2 separate regions of the Homo sapiens genome follow, and region 1 is linked to region 2. Evidence: read pairs that join two places in POLR2A ChIA-PET (ENCODE). Cell type or tissue: A673. All regions are shown on one strand. Links, peaks and the distances in the headings refer to the core of each region. The heading gives the core; the rest is flanking DNA. Region 1 overlaps ARHGAP26 (Rho GTPase activating protein 26). Region 2 has its middle 42 kb from the start of NR3C1.

Evidence for each region. Peaks named below come from ENCODE experiments on the same cell type or tissue, not always from the same donor. Only the 100,000 strongest peaks of a DNase experiment are listed, where the experiment ranks them.
Region 1: POLR2A ChIA-PET joins it to region 2 with 6 read pairs; 2 of 35 experiments call an interaction of 5 or more read pairs at or near these places.

What each region holds. Positions count from the first base shown.
Region 1 is chr5:143,074,195-143,085,689 of GRCh38, forward strand. The region is part of intron 17 of ARHGAP26 (Rho GTPase activating protein 26); the gene reads left to right. Among named protein-coding and RNA genes, the nearest start is that of ARHGAP26-IT1, 110 kb to the right of the region's middle. In A673, for the core only: no CTCF peak of the experiment used is centred there; no DNase peak of the experiment used is centred there.
Region 2 is chr5:143,440,387-143,451,881 of GRCh38, forward strand. No RefSeq gene overlaps it. Among named protein-coding and RNA genes, the nearest start is that of NR3C1, 42 kb to the left of the region's middle. In A673, for the core only: a CTCF peak has its summit at 8,550; a DNase peak (open chromatin) is centred at 5,705; H3K27ac peaks cover 1,293 bases.

The sequences.
Region 1 (11,495 bases), core at 1,516-9,515, 370 kb before region 2:
TCCTGTTATATAGAACTGGTTTAAAATAAAAGAAAAATAATAATAACAAACTGTATTATTTTGTGTGTGTGTTTCTGCATTGTTTTTGTCCTACTTACAGGTACTGTAAGGATCCACTGACTTTTCGTCCATTATAGAACTTTCTCTTCTCTTTTACTTCTCCTTCATCTATTTCAGTCTGTCTGGTATCCTGGCCTTTTTCCATTAATCTCTCTGCCCAGGTCTGCTAGAGAAGGGGTTGGAACACTCCATTGCTGGTTCTTGTATGACCTATAAGCTAATAATTTTTCTTAACATTTTAAAATAATTGAGAAAAAAATGCAAAGAAGAGTAATACTTCATGACACATGAACATTATATGAAAGTCAGATCTCAGTGTTCATAAAGTTTTATTGGAACAGAGCCATGCTCATTTATTTATGTGTTACCTATGGCAGCCTTCGAGCTAGGATGGCAGGTTGAGAAGTTGCAAGAGAACCACATGGCCTGTAAAAGCTAAATATTTACTCTCTGGTCCTTTAGAGAAGGTCTGCCAGAACTCCTATACTTGAGATTCCTTTTCCATTGGATGTCTCAGACCTAAGACATGTTTGGACTTGCTAACTCATTCAGCAGCTGTTATATCACATGCCTACAGCATGCCAGACACACTGCTAGACACAGGTATCCAAAGATGGACATGACACCTTCTCTGTTAGGAGGGAGGAGCTCACAGCCTAGAGGGTAGCATGGGCCTGTCCACAGGTGAACTACACTCCAGCTCTGTGTGCTGGTGCCAAGGTGTGAGATAGGTGCTGGGGAAACTCAGGAGGAGGACTGTGACTGCCTGGGAGGTGGGAAGAGAAGTGGGTTATCATTAGATAATGGATAGCAAAGGCTAGATAGCCTAAAGCTGCATGTTTTCTGTGCTGGTTACTTTTTAATTATAACTCTAGAATTGTTCCATTAAAGTTAATTGTTACCTAGAACAAGAGTTGTCATAATTTTAACAAGTGTGCCTTTAACATTTCAATTGCACATTAAAAATATTCCTCTATTATAGGGTCAACATTTTACAGAGCTATGTAAGTAAATATTATGTATAGTGATTTTAGTTTCTTATCAAAATATAAATATAAATATATATAAATATAATTTTATTAAAAATATGTATAAATTTATTTTAACAGTTGCTATTGGCAAAGGGGAATAGACTTTTAGGTCAAAATAGCAATTTTCATTTGCTTTTAAGTTTTTGAGTTTTTAAAAAAATGTTTCTCAGAACATTTAACAAAGGCTTAACTATATACCATAGTAGGGACGTTTGGTTTTTGTATAAAAAGGAGATCACTGGGCCTCACTCAAGATTTCCTGAATTATAATGGTGGGGATAGGCATGACATGCAGGGATTTCTATTTTTAATAAACTCCCAAGTGATTTCTATTTACACTAAAGTTTGGGAACTACTGCTAAGGACAATATTGATTAAATGTGCATTTTTAAAATTGTTATTAACTTTTTAATAGTTATGTTTTTGTTTTTGAGGCAAGGCCTTGCTCTGTCACCCAGGCTGGAGTGCAGTGGCGTGATCTGAGCTAACTACAACCTCTGCCTCCCGGGCTCCAGAGATCCTCCCACCTCAGCCTTCCAAGTAGCTGGGACTACAGGAGCACGCCACCAGGCCCAGCTAATTTTTGTATTTTTTGTAGAGATGGGGTTTTACCATGTTGCCCAGGCTAGTTTTGAACTCCTGGGCTCAAACAGTCCACCCACCTCATCCTTCCAGAGTGCTGGGATTATAGGCATGAGCCACTGTGCCTGGCCTTGTTTTTGTTTTTGTTTTGAAACAAGCTCTCACTCTGTCACCCAGGCTGGAATACAGTGGCACAATTACAGGTTGCTGCAGCCTGGACCTCCTGGGCTAAGGTGATCCTTACCCTCCCAAGTAACTAGGACTACAGGTGTGCGCCACCAGACCTGGCTAATTTTTTTTTTTTTTTTTTTTTGAAAAGCCAGTCTCATTATGTTGCCCAGGCTGGTCTCGAACTCCTGGCCTCAAACTATCCTCCCACCTCAGCCTCTCAAAATGCTGGGACTACAAGAATGAGCCCCCATGCTCAAGCTTTTCTGTCATCTCTGTCAGCCCCTGAAGTATACTGCACTTTTTAAAATTCTCTAAGACAATGTAAAGGAATCCTGATTGTCCAAAATGTGCACAGTCTCCCTCTTCTCCCTTTTTTTATTTTGAAATAGAGCAAAATGCACAAAAAATAATTTGGAGCATACATACTTGTATGTTTTGCTATAATCTTTCATGTATATATTTATATGTGTGGGCATATTTATATAACAGCTAACATTTGTCAGTTTGTTCCTTATCCCCAAATGTTAACATTGGCATCCTCTTTTGGCACACCCTGTTCAGTTCCCTTTGCTCTCCAGTGGAAAGCATTAACATGAATTTTAGCATATACCCTTTTGAACTATGTTTTGATACTTTAAAAGGGATTATTTTGTGTGTCCAAATATAGACGTCTGGTATTTGTATATGTGTTGTAATTTTCATAAATGCTATCAGGGTATACTCTAATTTTTCAGCTTGGGGTTTTCATTCAATTTTATTTTTTTGAGGTAAAAACTAGTTCATCTCTTTAAATGCTGTGTAAATATGCCACACGTTATTTATCCCTTTCCTCGTATTCCTAAGTGCACTGATAGGTGCTTAGAGTTGTTTCTAAAGTTTTTAACATTATAAGCAATGCTGCAGTGAACATCCTTGCAAACATCCTTTTGCACATGTGTGAGTTTTAGTAAGATGCATACCTACCTAGGAATGGAATTGCATAGTTTTTCTAGATAGTGCCACATTATTCTCTGTCATGACTGAATTGGCTTATATGCCTGATAGACTTTTCATTTTGGATCGATGGCTAGATATGGATACAGAATACTTCAGATGGCACTTAATGTGTCCCAGGCGGTGCTCTAAGTTCTGTGAATGCCTCAGGTATGTGGGCGCCAGTATTTCCCATTTACCATGAACTGTAAAAGAGTGGAGCAGGTTAGCTAAGCTACAGGTCTTGGAGTGGAGGCTGGTGGAATTGTGTTCCAGGCCAAGAATTGGAACAGCTTGGCTGAAGACCTGGAATATCAGGGAAGAAAAAGAACCCAGGAACTGAAGGATTAAATATCTTCATAGGATTACAGATGGGCTGATGTTGAACCACCCAGAGAGATCTGACATAGAAAACCCCAGCACCGGTTCTTCTCATTGTCCTCACTGGGGCTTTGGCAGGTCCTGCTTATGATAAAATGCAAAGGCTCTTAACCCTCTGCCACAAGCCTCCCTAAAAAGGGCTCTACCACCTCAGAAGCCAAGCAGCAGCAGACAGAACTCATAAAAGGCTCACCGTAGATGACTAGGACTAGGGCTCCTGGCTTAAGCAGGTCACCGTGGCTATGGGGTGCCACCATTTCTGGCTTGCACAGATGACAGGGCGCTGCCAGCGTCTTTGTGGAAAGTCTCTCTTGAGGATGGGTCTGAAATGTCTGACTGTTGTGAGCAATTTCTAAAAGTAAACTGTGCAATCAAAGAGAAGTCTGTCTTTCTGACCTTGGGTCTGCATAGCTATTCGGACCACCTAGAGGGTTCGAAGGCCAAGAGTAGGGTGGGGCTGTAGCTGTTGGTGCCTAGGCTCTTCTTTTCTGGGATGCAGACTGAGCATATCTCCCCTCCCCCAACCCTGGTTTCCAGGAATCTCCTTAAGCCCCTGATTGCCTCTCACCTTTGCTGCCAGCCTCTAAAGGCCAGTTCATCTCTGCATGCCCTCTCCTATATTCTACCACCATTGAAATGAACAAACTATTGTATTTTCTCACCTTCTGTGAGTGGACAGGAAGAAGGGAGGGAGGAAGCTAGCAGGCTAGTCAACCAAGAAAGAAAAACCTTAACAAAGTTTAGGTTCCTGCATTACCCAGCCAATCATGTTACGCTAACTCAATAAAAAATGAAGTTTCATTGCAGGGAAAGTAAGTCAGGACACCAAAATGATGTGTTAGCAGGGCTGGGCCTAGGGCGAGGCAGAAGAGACACCTGGGTGCAAAATTGAAGGAGGCAATAACCTGCAACCATCCCGAGAGTGAGTGAGGGCCTCTTTAAATGTGGCCTGGGTGTGTCTCCTGTCTAACTCTAGTCCTGCCCCTGCTGGATTTCAATTCGGATTTTGGTTTTTTATTTTGGTCAGTATCCAGACCTGAGTGTGTCCGTTTTATTCCCTCGGCTGTGGACACTGATGGACCGTGCTAGAGAAGAGATTGATTCAGTCTGCTTTTAGTTTGCCATCTCAGACTACATCTGGAATTTTATAGCAGTTGGGCGGGGTGGGGGAGGTTTTCAGATAATAGTATTTTGTTTCAGAGAAAACTTTTCAGGAATGTGTCTTGCTGGTAAGCAGAGACAATTGACAATTGCTTCTCTCCTATTAACATCAATAATTTAAACCTGTCCTAGAACTTAAATTATAATTGAGGCAAGAGGCAGATATTCAGACATATTCATTGAAAGCTGGCCTGTGTCCAACTGTGGTGAAATAAGACAGGTGGGTTTGATTGGCCTAAGAGGTGGAAAAATCAACTTTAGAGACTTTCTTAGCATCTGAGCTCTTTGGGTTCTTAAATACTTTCTTGATGGCTGACTGGTGAAACCGGTGGTTATGGTAGCATCACTAAACATACATGGCATTTTTATTTCAAGAAACCAAACTTCCAGACATGCACCTGATATCTTGATTGTGCTCTGCAAATGCAGAGTAATTTCCAGCTGGATCAGTAAAGGATAATATTGGCTGTGGGAAAAGTGCTAGGATTATTACTTTATCTTATCATGTGTTTAACTTTTCCTTTGTTTTCACATAACTAGTCTGCAGAAGGCCTGTCTCTCCCTCCTTTAACTTGTGCTCTCTTGGGAGTGCTTACAAGCTTTGTCATGTCTGAGTGCAAAGTCAGTTTGGAAATGGTAGAGGGATGGGAGGGCACAAAGGATCTATAGAGTTGGGCAACCAAACAAGTTAGGTGGAGGAAGCCTATGAAACATTATTTTTCTCAGACATCTACTGTGAAGTAAGCGCTTTCTCCTTTGGAGACTGCTAGAGCAGAAACCTCCCCATTTTTCTCCTTCTCTGTTTCCAGCGTCCTCTATGTGTCTATAAACACCTTTGCTACCAGGCTACGATTCTTTGGTCTTTGTAGTCGGCACGGGAGAAAGGCAGGCAGGGAGATCACCCAGGAAGCTCCCTTTGCCTTTTCAGAGTTAACGGTGCTGTGCAGCTGATTTGATTATTACATTTAACTGAAAAAACCTGCAGGGTGTGCCAGACACGGGACAACCAGCCTGGTATTGTCGGCCCCATACAAACCCTTCTCACTGTCAGACCGGATTAAACGAACATGTTTTTAAATATATTTACCTTGTTCAGGTCTTGGAGCAAGCACTTGCTTCATCTCAATGACTCCTTGGGATATTGTTATGTGTACATTGGACCTATTTTACCTGTGGACTCGTTTCCCTATAGCCTTAGCATGGTAACATTGGTGGAAATTGATCCAGTGGTGCAGCGTGCCTAGGGAAAGTGAGCTTGTTTGACAGAAGCTTTGCAGGGCCTAGGGAGAATCTAGAGATAGATGAGATGCAGGATTCTCCTGGTGCCCAAAGCCTAGGCTCATGTTGCCTCACATGGTCTTCTCCCTCTTTAAAAGACCAAGCCAGCTGTCACATAGCTCCAGAGCATCTGGATGGGGAGGATATACTGGGGAGCCTCAGGAGTATGACCTACCTCTGGATAGTGGGGGACCTTACACTATTCAAACACAAGTTCAGATGGCCATTCTAGTAGGTGAGTCCTGGTCACTCTTTTGCCTATAAGATGGGAGCTGACCTTTATATGTAGGACTGCTAGGAGCCTTTCACTTATTCATTCTTCAAATATGGGGATGCCTATTATATACCAAGTGCTATTCTAGGCATGGGGATATAGCAGTGCCCAAGACAGAGTCCCTGCTGTCTTAGAGCTTAAAGTTAAATTGAGGCAAGATGCAGATATTTGCACATATTCATTGAGTACCTACTCCGGATTTACGACCTGTGAATACAGTGGTAAATTTTTTTAAAAAATAGAAGTATAGACTAAATCCATTATAAAGATAATTTCAGGTGGTGGTAAGTGCCCTCAGGTAAGAGTAAGCCCAAGTATTGAGGATGGACAAGGAGCTGTGTTAGGCCAAGTGGTCAGGGAAGGCTCTCTGAGGAGGTAGCATTTAAGCCATGACCTGAATGAAGTGAGAGAGCAAAGCCCTGTGAAGAGGTAGAGGAAGGTTCCTCCAGGAAGAGGGAACAGCAAGTGCAAAAACCCTGGGAAAGGCACCTGCTTGGTGTGGAAACACCCTGGGCGTGGTCACGGAACAGTAAGATCTGTGTGGTACAAGCTGAGTTTGCAGAGCTAAGCAGGGGCCAGATGAAGTGGTAGCTTGGGGACCTCAGGAAGAAGTTTGAATTCTGTTCTAATTGTAATGGGGAGCCACTGGAGGGTTCTGAGGGTGTGAATGGCACAATCTGTGGTGAGGGTGTTTCTTTTCCCAAGGACACCCAGTTGCTCTATGGCAAATGAGCTGAACAGGAGCTAGTGTGGTGTTGGGGAGGCTGAAGCAGTAGTGCAGATGAAAGACACTGGGGCCTGGACTAGGGTAGTAGTGGTGGAAATGCTGAACAGTGGGCACATTTGGGATATATTTTTAAAGATAAGGCCAACAGGATTAACCAATGAGCTAGATGTGATATGTGTAGGGAAGGGGGATAAAGGATGACTCCTGGGTTTTTGGCCTTCACTGGGGGAGAAACGGAGGTCTTGTCTTGTTTTATTGTTGTGGTGGAGTGGGTGGGTGTTGGGGTAAAGACACCAAAAGTTCTACTGAGAGCTCTCAGCATACAGATTATTCTTTCTTGTATATCAACCACAGGACTGATGAGATCACTGAGGGCAGGTCTGTGGATAGAGGAGGAGAGGAGCCAGGACAGAGTCCTGGGGCTCTACAGCATTTAGAAGTGGGAAGAGGAGGGTCTGGCAGTGAAGATGGGAAGGAACAGCCTGGGATCAGAGCAGAGCCTTTGGCTGTATTCTAGTCAGGACTCACACCATAGAGAATAAAATAAAATCAAACTCTGGAAGACTAAGCACGCTGTTTGGGGAATATATTACTTGGTTGCTTTAAGACAATGACCTATGTTTTCCATTGATGTAATTGGAAATGGCACAGTTTTGAAGAGTGGAAGTCCTGGAGTCAAACAGACCTGAGTTCAAATTCCATTTATAGCACTTACCAGCTGGGGGACCTCCAGAAAATTACCTACCATCCGAAGACGGTGAAAACAGAGGTGTCCTTGTTTATAAAATGGGAAGAATAATAGGATCCATCTCAGAGTCAGTGTTGTCAAGATTGAGTTGATGCATGCAAAGTGCATATCCAGTTTCTGGCATGGAGTAAGGGCTTAAAAATGGTAGCTTTTGCTGGGAGCAGTGGCTCACGCCTGTAATCCCAGCACTCTGGGAGGCCGAGGCCGGCGGATCACAAGGTCAGGAGTTCGAGACCATCCTGCCGAACACAGTGAAACCCCGTCTCTACTAAAAATACAAAAAAATTAGCCGGGCGTGGTGGTGGGTGTAGTCCCAGCTACTCGGGAGGCTGAGGCAGAAGAATGGCATGAACCCGGGAGGTGGAGCTTGCAGTGAGCCGAGATCGCGCCACTGCGCTCCAGCCTGGGTAACAGAGGGAGACTCCATCTCAAAAAAAAAAAAAAAAAAAAAAAAATGGTAGCTTTTGTCTGAGTAACTCTTTCTCTGGATCTGTTGCTGGGGACGTTTGAGAGTTTGGAATACTGTATTTTCTACTTTGCATTTTTGGGTCTTGCTTTGCTATTTATAACTTCTGTTTAGTATCTGTTGCTGGCTCTTAGCATAGTGATAATGCCGTGATTGCTTCAGCCTTGACACTTGTCCCACCCCCCAAGACAATAATTATGTCACCCTGGAGGTGTTAGGAAAAATTCTTCTAGGATGAATGAATTGAGCATTCTCTCTGGACTGTCACAAAAATATGGAGTTGTGTTTACTGTTCCCATCCAGAAAGAAATGCTCTCATCACTATCTGTCCCTGCTCAGAAGTCATGAGGAATAACAATTTATGCCCAAGAATTTATGAGGAACATAAAAAATAATAAAATTAGTTTGAATTTGTTGAAAACCTGTTATATGTCAGGTGCTTTAGATATCTGGTATCTACTATCATTGCAGAAGTCCCCAAAAGCAAAAATTGGGATTTTTAATTTACAGAGGAGAACACTGAGATTCAAAGTTACATACCTTGCCCAAAGTCACACTGCTACCAAGTTTCAAAGTCAAGAATTGTATTCATGTTTCTGGCTGAGTCTTGAGCCTATTTTGTTCTCACTATACTGTAGCCGCACATAAGCGTAATTACAGATCTGAAACCAAGAAGATGGGAGTTGTATATAGCTCACTTTAGACATACCTCTCCTTCTAAAGTATTTTATTTCTCTTTGAATTTCATAAAATAAGATTATTCATTTTCAAATCACAAAAGCCTAACTGATGTTTTCCCATGGCTTCTGTTTAAAAGAGTTTTCCTTTTCTACAGAACGTCACGGGTTTTTGAGTTTAAAAATGAAGGGAAGAGGTTGATGTAGCTCATTTTTATTTTGGTATTCATAGCTAAATATCATATTCTTTAAGCAAAGATTGTCACTGTAGAGTGACATTTTGCATTTTGCTGGACCATATCGATGAGTTAGAGCTACCAAGAATCTCAGCCGAGTATAATACAGCAGTCGAAGGCAGTCTCTATGTATCTTGGGGAAGCTAGAGCTGGAGACTTTTTCTTCGTCTTCTTCCTTTTTCTTTTTCCCATTAGTCACAGGTGTCATTGTTTCCTAGCTATGAGCTAGTTTACATTATTAGGCCACGGATCACTTCCTCTGGAAACTGGTTTACCATGCAGATATGATCCTAAAATTCCGGCTGTATTTCTGCTCAAGCATACATCGCAGTAACCGGCCTAATGATCAGTTTTACTCCTGCCAAATTTATCTTTGTCTCGTTTTCTCCCCCTTTGCTCCACTCAGGCATACCTTGTGAGATGAGAGAGCAAGTCTTATGTCTCTTAATATCTCCAGCATCCATTCTGTTGACCACATCATAAGAGCACAGTAAATATTTTTTGAGTGGAGAAGAATTTCCTGTTTAAGCTTTTTTACTTCTTTTTGTTGTTGTTTGGAGACAGAGTTTCGCTCTTTTTGCCCAGGCTGAAGTGCAGGGACACAATCTTGGCTCAATGCAATCTCCGCCTCCTGGGTTCAAGCGATGCTCCTGCCTCAGCCTTCCAAGTAGCTGTGATTACAGGCACCTGCCACTACACCCGGCTAATTTTTGCATTTTTAGTAGAGATAGGGTTTCACCATGTTGCCCAGGCTGGTCTCAAACTCCTGAACTCAGGTGATCCATCCACCTCTGCCTCCCAAAATGCTGGGATTATAGGCATGAGCCACTGCACCCAGCTGCTTTTTTATTTCTTAACTCCGATTCAATATATCTTTCTCCCATCTTATATCTCAGACTTATCCCTCTAATAAGAAAACCTTGAGATACTTCATTTGCAAAGGTTGAGTTTCAAGTCATTATATTACGTGTCATAAAAATTAAGGCATGATTTTAGAGCAAACAGTGTTCTTCAAGATAAGAGGAGACACTCTTTAGTTCTTTCCACTTTAAAGCATCTGCAGGCTCTCGCCGTCCACGTCATTGACTTTTATATGATGCCACCAGCTCATCCGGATGCATTCAAAGTGTGGTCAAAACTATAATTGAGTGGGAATTTAACAACCTTCAAAAGACTCTGCCTTAATGACCCGACTGTAGGGGACAGATTAATTTTCAGTAAGATTTGGGATCATAACTGTGGTCACAGTATTCCCTGCCATTAAAACTTAATCCTAGTTTAAAAAATTAAAAAATAAGTTTTTCACTATATGCTATTAAAATAGAAAAAAGAGAACAAGAACCAGACAGATTTAGCTGTCTGTGCCCAGCCATGAGCTCTAGATTCTCATCACTCTGTGCTGATTGATTGGCAATGGCTCATAGAAATGAATTTGGAATGCATGGAAAAGCTGCTCACCCTCTTTTTGTTCCCTTGAGCGGAATGCATGGGGTGCTTATGGGAAATCTGGCAGAAGAGCAGGGGAAGGTTTATGGCCTGAGTTTCCACAGATTTGGAGGGAGGCGTGTTTTTAACCAAAAGGGAGCCCTGCCCTTTTTACTGCCCTACTTACAGGGAACTCTGCCCTCTCCAGCGTGGCATACAAAGACATCTTGTGATCTGGACACTGCTTCCTCTCCAGCCTCGCCTGTCTCCACTCCATGCCAAAGGCTCGCTGCTTTGGGAATAACCAGCTGCTTGTAGGGCACACAGTCACACCTCTTTGCCTTTGCTTATGCCAACATCTCCGTTAGAAATACTTTCTCCGCTGGGCGCGGTGGCTCATGCCTATAATCCCCACACTTTGGTGAGGCCGAGGTGGAAAGATCACGTGGTCAGGAGATGGAGACCATCCTGGCCAACGTGGTGAAACTCCGTCTCTACTAAAAATACAAAAATTAGCTGGGCGTGGTGGCGCGTGCCTGTAATCCCAGCTACTCAGGATGCTGAGGCAGGAAAATTGCTTGAACCAGGGAGACGGAGGTTACAGTGAGCCGAGATCGCGCCACTGCACTCCAGCCTGGGCAACAGAGCAAGACTCCATCTCAAAAAAAAAAAAAAAAAAAAAAAGAAACGCTTTCTGCACGGGTAGAGTTTCCTCTCCCTCACCCCATGCGTTGTGCGAATTGTGGTCCCGGCCCCGGAAACTCTTGATTCGCTTGTTTTTCTTCCTCTCTGTTAGAGGACAAGCTTCTTGATGATAGGCCCCAGTGTCTATCACATCATTTGTCCCACTCGGCCTGGCCTGCAGTAGGTGCTTCATAGAACATCCTCTGGTGGCAGATAGTAGGGGAGACATTCACCAGTTAGTCTCATATACATATGTGATGAAAAACAGAGGCAGAGCATAGGGTCTCTAATTTGGGGATAGGGGAGGTGGGTAATGTAAAGAAATTGAGAAATTAGTTGAGAAAAAAGAGGGGGACAAGAGGGAAGAGAGTTCCAGTTAATGGCATGTGTGAAGGCAAGCAGTGTCACAGGAGTACAGAGAGGAAAAGGTCAAGGTACAGATTAGCTTAGGAGAACGCGACAGAGGCAATAATGTAACTGCATATGATGATGAATTTTTAAGCCAGATAATTAGTCTGAGTTTTATAACTAGGCAGGCAACACTGAAAGTCAGAGCTGACTCTATTCATGCTGTCCCTGTCCCAGACTTTGAGGATAGCGGCAGCAGATGCAGAGCGCTCCA
Region 2 (11,495 bases), core at 2,263-10,262:
GCCTTGAATTGAGCTGTAGAACGAGAGCCTTAGATGTAAAGGAACTATGTATTCTCTTTCATCCCTAGGATTTATGATTCTTTGTATAGTTGAAATGAATTTAGTCTGAAGTTTTAAATTTTGATTTTCTCTCTTCTTCTTTCCCTTTTTCCTTCTTCCTTATCTCCTTCCTTCCATCCTTCCATCATTATTTATATTTTGCTTCTCTATTTCTTTTTCCTTTCTATTCTTTCTCCTTTTCTCCTCACCTTTCCTTTGTCTTTCAATTACTTTCTTACCTACTTCTTTATCTTTTTACTTGTCCCTTTTCCTTCCTTTTCCTTTTATTTTTTTCTTTCCTTTTCTCTTCATTTTTCCTTTCTACCTTCTTTCCAGCTTTCTTTCTTTCTTCTCTGTCATTCTTTTTCTCAGCAGCAAATCACTTGACATTTCAACAAATCCACAAAGTAGCAGTAGTTTTATGGGCTGGTATTAACACCTATTATGACCAGCCAGGCATTGCAAACTGATGTGAGTGCCGATAGGCCCGCTTTTAGGCCATGCATGGAAAGTAGCCAAATCTGCACATGGCTATTATTTAATGATGCCCAGAGTCAAACAGGAAGCCTTCTGCAAATTGCCTCACAAATTATACAGTGGCTCCCTGCCTGCTTGTTATTGGCATGAAATAGATTTGTAAAACCAGCTTCTGACATCCAAATTATTTCCCTGTCTTTTACACACACACACACACACACACACACACACTCAAAGCTACCCTTCTAACATAAAAATTAAAAATATATTTAGATAGGAAATGTCATAGTCAAAGAAAGCATAAGCAAAAAACTTGAGAAAATATTTACAATATAATGACAATCACAAGGTCTGATTTCCAAAATATGCAAAATGTTATTATAAATTATTAATGCATATAATTTCAATATAAAGTGGGCAAAATTTATGAATAGATAATTCACACAGAAGGAAATAAAAATGTCCAGCAAACATAATATTCTCAACCTCAATAATGAAAGAAACTCAGTTTGAAAGGGTCATTTTTTTGAAAGAAAAATTTGTTGTTTTAACAAAGTATAATGCTTCAAACTGGCCTGAAGAATAATATTGGTGTATATTTTCTCTTCCGTAGCTTTTAATCTTACCATGCACACTTTCAAAGTGACTAAAAATACTTTCTCCCAATAAACAATTTTGCCCAATAATATCCATCCCCTCCCTGAGCCCAGTTCTCTTAAAACTCTAGGTTGTAAAGAAATTGGGGAGTATTTTTTCTGAGTAATAGCCTATGCAAGCCAAATTCTTTTTTTTTCTTTTAAGAGACAAGGTCTCATTCTGTTGCTCAGGCTGGAGTGCAGTAGTGCTATCACAGCTCATTGCAGCCTCAAACTCCTGGGCTCAAGGGATGCTCTCATCTCACCCTCCTGAGTAACTGGGACTACAGGCACATGCCACCATGCCTGGTGAATTTATTTTGTTTTATCTTTTGTAGAGATGGGGCCTTACTTGTTGCCTAGGCTGGTCTGAAATTCCTGGCCTGAAGTGATCCCCTCAGCTTGCCCTCCCAAAGCCCTGTGATTATAGGCATGAGCCACTACACCTAGCCTTGTAAGCCAAATTCTGTCAGACTGGGTCACCAATTATTCTTCTTTTTCCCTCATCCCTACTAAAATGCTCAGAGTATTAGATATCATCATCCTTATTTAAATATTTGTTATAAAACTGGAAAGGGTTGGACCACCTTGGAAACTTTTTTCACTTTTATCTCTTGCTTAATCAGTATAATAGAAAGCTAAGAGAACAGGATTTGGAGTCAAACTGAACCTAGCCTTAATCTTAGCTCTGGTATTTAGTATTGTGTTTCCTTGGGTAAGTTCCTTATTCTCTTGGAGCTCAATTTTCTCATGTATCCGCAAAACAGGACTAACCATAGCATCTCTTTCATAGGGTTGTGGTGAATCTTTAAGTGCTATTATGAACGTGAAGCATATAGCAGAGTACCTAACACAGGACAAAATAAATAAACTGCTGAGATAATGATGTCAATGACGATGAAAGCTTACAAAAGTAAGAGAACTGGTCAGAACGCTGATAAGAACTCCATATAGAATCTGCAAATTTAGAAAGAAGAGACTGAATCTCACTTAAATCTCAAGCAAAGAACTTTGCAACTTATTCAGGGTTTGAATCTATGTCTGTTGAAATCCCACTGAGTCAGTACAATGCTGAATGATGTCTCATTCTGGTGAATAGCCAGGCTGTAAAATCCTTCACAAATTTAAATACAGTATAGTGGGGGAAACAGATCAGAAAAGAGTGACAACAGTCAGAACAGTAGGGGAGGCAAACACACACCAAGGTCTATGTCTAATTTTGATACAATATGGGTCAACATCTAATAATATTCCTAAGATGATGAGAAGTAACCTTGACAACCCAGCTGATGCAGGCACTGAAAGAATAAGAGATTCACAGGGAGAAATAGGAGAAAATCTGGGCCATTTTCTTGGTTCAGTGCTGGCTCATACCTTTTGCTCTGTAGAAAATTTCTTATTACTTGTAAACCAAAGTCTTCTAATATTTAATTAACAAACATCTATTAAACACCTGTAATATGCCAAGACAATAGGTTAGGCCTTTGGGGATATAGAGGTCCCCTGCTCACAAAGGTTGTCAGGGAGGACATTACTATTCACAAGCGAGTAGGATACAGCTTAACCCACACAGTCCTGCAAGCTCAATACTCCTAGCGAAAGCAACAAAAGTCACTGATTAATTTTGACTTGGGATATGCTAATAATAGCGATAACAAATATAATACTGGTAATAATAAATAGGCTAGGTTTTGCTGCAGCAGCAAACAGATCTCAGTGGCCCTATACAACAGAATTTTATTTCTTGATCATGCTCCACAGCCATGTATTAGGTTGGTGCAAAAGTAACTGCGGTTTTGCCATTATTTTCAATGGTAGGCAGGGGACCTGTCTCACATAGCCATAGAATGCCACCATTGAGAACAGGCAACCTCCTCAGCTGCTGTGGCAGGGCAAGAGAGCATGGAGAATTGAGTGCTGGCTCTTAAGAGCGACTTGCTATTGCAGCTCACTGGCCAGACCTTGTCACATGGGCTTACCTATCCTGTGACTAGAGTGAGGAGTGAGGTGTGAGGTACCCAGAATATAGTCTTAGGAGGCTCTTGCTCTTGGGATCATGCAGGTATAGGGTTGGTCCCTGTGTGGCTCTGTGTAAAAGCCAGTGGCTCCTTGTATTTTTCACCTTAGAGATCTCACTGGTCTTATCCCAGTCCCAGCCTAATTGAAAGGGGGTTAGGAAATGTCATGTTCCTTATGTTGAGCTAGGGGAGGTCAGTTTTGGGGAGTACTAGAAACGTCTAGTAACCTAGCCTTGAAACCTCGACCTCATCTGTGGCACTTCCTTTTCTCTCCACCTTTCTGATCCAGGCAGTCACCAAATCTTGGGATTTGAATCAAACATAACAAAAGAACTAATATGTCAGTTACTTAACTATTTGCCAAGAATCGTCCTATGCACACTTATGCTCACTGATTCATTTATTCATTCCTCAGACAGCCCTATGAGGAAGTTCCTATCACTATTTCAATTTTTAAAATGAGAAACTTGAGGCTTGGAGAAATTGAGTAACTTGCCCAAGGTCTTCATCTGTAAGAGGCAAAGTTGAGATTTGAACACATATCTGACTATAATGCCACTAATCATTGTGGGAGCTCACACTTATTCAATATTCCAAAAATTTTAAATGAGAGTGTGGCTAGATCAGCCCAACTCATAAGATAGCTGGAGCAAGGAATACTGACTGGCAATTTGTGAGAAGTGTATATAGATATCATCATCAATGATTTCAAGCTTATGCCATTGATAAAAAGGGATGGTTTTGTTTTGTTTTGGGTTTTCACATGAGAATGCAGTGCGATCTGTTATTAGAAGATGTAGGATATAGAATAGGGATCAAAAAATCTTTACTAATCAGATGTGTGATTAGGGCAACTCTCTTCCTCTCAGTTTTGCCAATGATCAAGAAAGGAGCTGAATCAGATCTTTTAAGGCCATCGCCAGTATTGATATTACAAAATTTTGTGATGATGGCAGAAATACAGAAGACAGGGAAGAAATATATATATATGATAGAAATATATATAAATATATATATTAAAAAATATATAGGATAGAAATATACATAAAAATATATTAAAAATATAAAAATATATAAATATATATAAAATATATAAATATATAAAAAATATAAAAAATATATAAATATATAAATATATAAATATATATAAATATACATATAAATATATATAAAATATATGAATATATAATATATATAAATATATAAAAATATACATAAATATAGAAATATATATAAAAATATACATAAATATATAAAAATATAAAAATATATAAATATATAAATATATATAAATATATAAATATACAAAAATATATAAATATATAAATATATAAATATATAAATATACAAAAATATATAAATATATAAATATATAAAAATATATAAATATAAAAATATATAAATATATATAAATATATAAATATATATAAATCTATACAAATATATAAATATATATAATATATAAATATATAAATATATATAAAATATATAAAAATATATAAATATATAAATATATAAAAAATATATAAATATATAAAAAAGAATATATAAATATATAAAAATATAAAAAAATATATAAAAATATATAAAAGTATATATAAATATATATAAATATATTTGTTTTGTTTTGTTTGTTTGTTTATTATTATCATTTTTTTTTGAGACAGAGTCTTGCTCTGTACCCCCAGCTGGAATGCAGTGACATGATCTCGGCTCACTGCAATCTCTGCTCCCAGGTTCACGCCATTCTCCTGCCTCAGCCTCCCGTGTAGCTGGGACTACAGGCACCCGCCACCACGCCCGGCTAATTGTTCTGTATGTTTAGTAGAGACGGGGTTTCACCGTGTTAGCCAGGATGGTCTCGATCTCCTGACCTTGTGATCCGCCCACCTCAGCCTCCCAAAGTGTTGGAATTACAGGCGTGAGCCACTGTGCCCGGCCAGAAAAATATTTTAAAAACATAAAAATATTCTATAGCAAAACTGAAACACTGATATCTCAAACTAGACAATGTCTGACTGCTAATATTGAAGCAAATTTATCATACTATTTCCAACATTAACCATAAAATAATCCCTTAATCAGAAAAAAATGTGAGGTTAGTTGGAAATACAGCAAGAATTTTATAAGCTAATTTGGCAGAGATTAAATTTTCTTTGGTCAAATTGTTAATTAAAGTGTTTTTTTGGGGTTTGCTGTGCAGAAAATACAGAAGGAGTATGAATAGAGCTAAAAGTTTGACTCCTCCTGAGGCCATGTGGGACAATCACGAATGGCTGAAATGCTGAGACTGTGAAGATAAAGACAATAGATGCTCTTACAAAGGACCCGGGGGAGAACTACTTAGTTTAATTAAGGAGGAGGAGCATTTGAAGCAGTCATTAAGGATGAAGTCATGTATACGAATGCACACAAAAATCTTGCCTTTACATTTTTTTTTTTTTTTTTGGTGGAAACATCTGGCAAAAACATGTTGAGAAAAGAAAACTTTTCTGTTTTGTGCAGCAGGATCTTGCTGTGAAGAGATGAAAACTTGAGCTAATTACAGGATGTCTGCAAAAAGAAAGGGCTAGCTTTATATTTTAGACCAATTTTTCTCCCTACAGGGTAGACTGTCTAGTATAAAAGCAGTGGTATGCCATGGGAAACAAGTATGGGGTAGGAAACAATGAATTGAATCTAATCTATAATACCATACCATGAAGGTTATTAAAATAGCATTCAGTATATGCTTGCTTTTATAAGTGTGCCAAGCAAAGAACAGACAACTCTGAAACTTATATGATAAAGACTGCAGAACTGTACATTTTCATATGTGTAATATGTTGCAGACTTTTTATTAGAAATGTCCCAGCTATTGTACTATATGGAAGTAAATAATGTATCTTTTGGTATTTTGTTTTACATTTAAGACTACAGCTTCCTAAATCTCTTTCAAAAATTCCTTTCCCAATGTCTCTTTAGCTCCTTTTGCCTTTCCCCACAATCCTACATTCATTTCACCCCTTTTCCAGAGCTCTGTAGACTATTTGACCTAAAAAAGCACAAGAAAAAAAAAAAAAAAAAGAAAAGTTTGGAGTAGCCTGGTCCTAATCTCTCTTGGAGCATCCTGTGTGTGTGTGGCCCTCCTACTAACAGCAAAATGTCAAGACTGGAGTGATAGGCACCCAGGAGGTTAAGCTCATCCCTAGCCAGTTAACAAGTCCTACAGATAACTAACCATTCTAAAAGGATTAGGATTTGATTTAGGCAGAGTAATGTTTAATCCCAATGGCCTCTTCCTGTGGGAACAAGATGCTTAAAATCACTAGGAGGAGACTTTCTTTTTCTAACCATTTTCTGGAGCTGATTGAATAAAAAAGGTGAATTCCTCCCCACCCCCATCTCTAGAATTTGGGTTATTTTTTTTAATGTTTTTTATAAAGGGCTAGGCCAGTCATTACCTACTTCCTATTCGTGTGACATCACCTACACTGTCATGCTGAGGCTTGTGGGCTCAGGGACTCAGAGAATCTGGCTCCTGTAGCCCAGTCTCCTGGGGACCATGTTGCATCTTTCCCATCTCCTGTGCAACTGTCCACCATCCTCTGATCCTTCATGCATCACAAACACTCCACAGTCAAAACTCAGATCTCCTCAGATGGACCCAGAAATCTCAAAATGACTTGGAGGATGTGCCTCTTTATTGCTCAACAGTGACATTCTCTCTAGCTCTCTACCCTTCCCACTGCTCCCAAACTGAGCCATGTCATCTGCCATTTACTATCATTCTTGGAATGTTGGTTTTCTTTAAGTTGAGAACTATTTCTCCATAACTATATGTGTATCATAAATGAAAAAATTATGAAAAGATTGTGTGGCTTTTCTGTTTTCTGCCTGTTCCCAGTCAGTTGTTGATTTGCAGTCTTTGCAATAGGACTATAAACTCCCCAAGGGCCATGACTGTGTCTGCTTTTGCTCAACACCGCTCATCACTGTCCAGAGCCTAGAACTGCTTCTGGCATATAGTAGATGCTCAATAATTTTCCCTGTCAAGCACGGGAGCATAGGAATGAATGCCCTTACTTTGGCCATACACTGTGCTAGGTGCTTTGAGTACAGATATGAATGAGACACAGCTCCTGCTATCAAACCGTAGGAAAATGACTGATCTTTTAACATGCCTGTCATTGCTTTTGGCTTTAAGCAAAGCAAGAGAATTGAAGTTCCCATCACAGATCTGGTTTAGGGATCCTAAAGGAAACTGTTCCCACATGTCCCTCCCATTAGCCTGACAGCTTGTAGTATTTTCTGTATTTATTAACAATGATAACAGCAATGACAAACATAATTTATGGGTACTCACCCTGTAATGAACAATGCACATAGTGTCTTGCATATATTCTAGAATATTATTCTCATAATCGCCCCTATACCCTAGATATTTTTACGATTTTATTGGTGAGGAAAGAGAGGCTCAGAGAAGTTATGTGCCTTAGTTGTTATACCACCTACACAGCTGGTAACTGGAGGCAATTGCTTAGAACTCTGGCCTGTTAGAATTCAAAGACCAGACCCATAACCATGCTCTGTTCTGCCTCCCACTCCTTCCTTATGGCTAAAGTCATTTTGTCAAGAAAAGGCAACACAACAAGCAGTATTAGTGGGTCTGACTCTGTCACTTATAGAAAATGAAACTGGGTACATTTTGATTTGATTTTTCCAACTATTCATTGACATGGGTAGGTCAAATTTTGTACCCCTACTGTATTGAGGAGCTTGAGACTCCCCAGAGGTCACAGAGGTCATAAGGGGCAGATTGCTAGTCTGTCTGGATCACTATACTGTATTCTTTCTACAGGATGGGGAGGGAAGCCTCTAGGGATTTCAGAAAGAGATTTTCTGTTTCATGTTTTCACCAATGGATGGGACACCACATAGCCTTTTTGTGCTTAGGCCAAAGGAGACCAAACTAGTGATTAGAAAAACACCTGACCAAGAAGGCTAATGATAATTTTGCCTCATCTGAAAGATAGGAAAACAGTCTGCCTTCTAGCCTCTTCCTCCCTTTACACCAGGGGCTCTCAACCTAGGGTGTTTTTTGCCTACCTAGGGCAAATTTGGCAATGCCTGGAGACAATTTCTATGGTTATAACTGGGGCTGGGAGGGTGCTACTGGCATCTAGTGGGTGGAGGCCAGAGGTGCTGCAAAATATCCCATCATGCACAGGGCAGCCTCCCACAACAAAGAGTTATCTGGCTCAAAACCCTTGCTTTAAAGCCATGTTCTACCTATCCATTAAAAAAAAAATCCTTATTCTTCCAAAGAATATAGAAAACCCAGACAGTTCAATAGGCAAGATATCTAAATTGATTTTATAAGCAAGTTGTATAGGATCACTGAAGAGAAGGGAGATGTTTTACTTACTTATTTATATGAACATGATATTGTACAAGAAAAAAAGTATTTCTTCTCCTCCCCACTAGGAGAGACTTGGATAGTATCTTAAACTAAAAAAAAATAATAATTGAAAACAAATTATTATACCACAACTAATAAAGTATCAACTGGGGTCCTTTTTCTGTATAAATAATGTGGAACAATCCAAATGATGCAGCTAAGCATTAATGATGCAGTGAAGTCAACATCAAACAGATAGGCATGGAAAATTCAAATAATTTCCTGTAAACAAAAAGAAATATGCAATGAGGTTAATGTAAACCTCTAGTTCACCCCCTCCTTTCCGAGGCTTTCAGAAGCATGTCATTTAGAGATGATTCCGCTGATGTGGCCCATGGTCCATGCTTCTCTCTCTGCTATTTGTTTTGGGGATATATGTGGGTTAGCAAGAGTTCATCATCTTGTTTTTAAGTATCCTGCAGCACACATCAGGACACCAGAGGACTGCTGCTGCTCGGGGTTTGGGGAATAACCAGACCTAAGTCTTCACACTCAGAGATTGGGGTGGCATCACTCCAGGCCCAGCAATGGCCGCCGACCTGTCCTCTGAAGTCAGGTTCTTCTTTTATTTTGTTTTTGAGATGGAGTTTAGCTCTGTCGCCCAGGCTAGAGTGCGGTGGTGTGATCTCGGCTCGCTGCAACCTCTGCCTCCCGGGTTCAAGCGATTCTCCTGGCTCAGCCTCCCGAGGAGCTGGGATTACAGGCACCCGCTACCACACCTGGCTAAGTTTTGTATTTTTAGTAGAGATGGGGTTTCACTGTGTTGGCCAGGCTGGTCTTGAACTCCTGACCTCGTGATCCACCCATCTTGGTCTCCCAAAGCACTGGGACTACAAGCGTGAGCCACCGCGCCTGGCCGGTTCTTCTTTTCAGTCTTCTCCTTAAGCCTATGTCTTGTTTCTTCTCATTAAATCATTCAAGAAACATTTAGTTATTTTTCAGCCTAAGTCAGATTCTGTGTTAATGCTAGAAGTATGTACAGTGATGTGGAAACCAGATAGACACAGTTCCTGCCTTGATGGAGCTGCTAGTACAGTAAGGGAGAGAGGTAACTGATAATCTCATAAATAACTATTCAATGACAGCTGTGGTAGATGTGATGGGGAACATAACCTAGGATTTGATGAGCACACACACAGGGGAGCCTGACCAAGTCTCTGTATCAGTGGGGTGAGGGTGGGAAGTATGAGATGAGGATGAAGCTGGTTAGGGTGGTTTCTTCAAGGCTGTGATGTTTAAACTGCGATCCATAGGATTAATGAGTAGTCCAGGGAAACCATGTTCCAGGCACAACAAGCTACCTTATACAGCTTCTGTTTGCTTATACTTTTTGCCCATATGCAAACTTACCATGCATGTAGGTCTTCACGACTTTTTAAGCTCTTGCTACTTCTGCTTATAGCCTTATTCTCTAATATTTTCTCCTTCACATGTATAACAAAGGGAAGGTGATTAGGTCAGTTTAGTTTTTCACCCTAGCTTTGTTTGACTTTTAAGTTATTCCTGTTTCTGCAGCTAGAGTCAAATTTCTTCACGGGCAGGAGCCAAGGCCCTCAGACAACCTTGCTTTTCATGTTCTGGGAGGCTTCTTGGTCACTGCCACATGAAAATCCTTCTTTCATATGGAAAAAGTGGGGTTTTGAACGGCATGGTAATTAATGCAACACTTAGGCTATTCCACTGTCATGTATTATTTATCCTAGTTAGAATAAGAGGAGGAAAGGAAAGCATGAGATATTCTTTGTCATCTTCATATCTTCCTCTGTTTCAATCATTTTGGGTCAAAAAAGCATGACACCCTTGCCTTGTCCCTCCCACCTGTCATCTTCACTGAGCTTGGCTGTGATGGATCTGCCTTTCTGTGCTTCCTAAAATAGCATACATCTTGTTTGGACTTCTCAAACAATTTAAGGAAATAAACCTTATAAGTAGAATGCTGAGAAACAGTGTGGATAATATCTTATTATTTAATTTTATCCTGAGTAAAAAATAAAAGGGACCTTATTGAAAAACCCTCTTGGATGAATCCTGTATTTAGGGCTTAGCATCTTTTACCCATGCCTTGTAAAAGAATTAATTACTTAATTTATGGTTAACAAGGAGGGAGGAATCTCTTATTTTAGGCCTTAAACAGGGAGGGATGTCAGAGACTACTTCTTTTGCACACACCACCATGCACAGCATGGGCTGGGCAAATGGTGATGCCAAAGATCACTGCTTGAATGTTTGTTTAATGAGTGGAGGAGGAATATTATTAAGTCTTAGTCCTGCCAAACTCTTTGGAATCTCACTGCCTTACTCCCCAGCGTACCCTTTTTATTCTTCTTCTGTTGTAGCACTTATCACATTACACTGTCATCATCATCATCATCATTGCCAACACTTGTTTTGAGTTGCTTACTAAGGGTTGTTATCAAAAATAACATTGCCAAACTTTCAGAAGCTTGATTGTTTGGGCCATTTGTGTGTCTGTCCATCTGTCTATGCATCTACCCATTCATCCATTCAAACATCCAGCTCTCTGAATAAGAGAGTCTTGGTACCTAAGTTATTTAAAGTCTAGTAGCACCATTTTGACCACAGACAACTTCTTCTTGGAGGTTTGAATTCTTAAGCTACATACAAGTGGCAGAATGAGGGTGGAATGGGATTGAGTGGGGACAAGTGAGAGAAAGAAAGAGTGAGAAAGATACAGAGAGAGAAAGCATGTGCCTGTGCGAATGTGAGTACATATAGTAGCAAGGAGGTACAGATTCGTTCAGCAGCTATTTTTGAAATAAGAGACTAATAAGTATATAAAACAATTTTACATATGAATATGTATGTATGTATGCACATATATATAGATTTCCCTAGAAAAATCCCAAGGTCTTAAACAAAGATCTT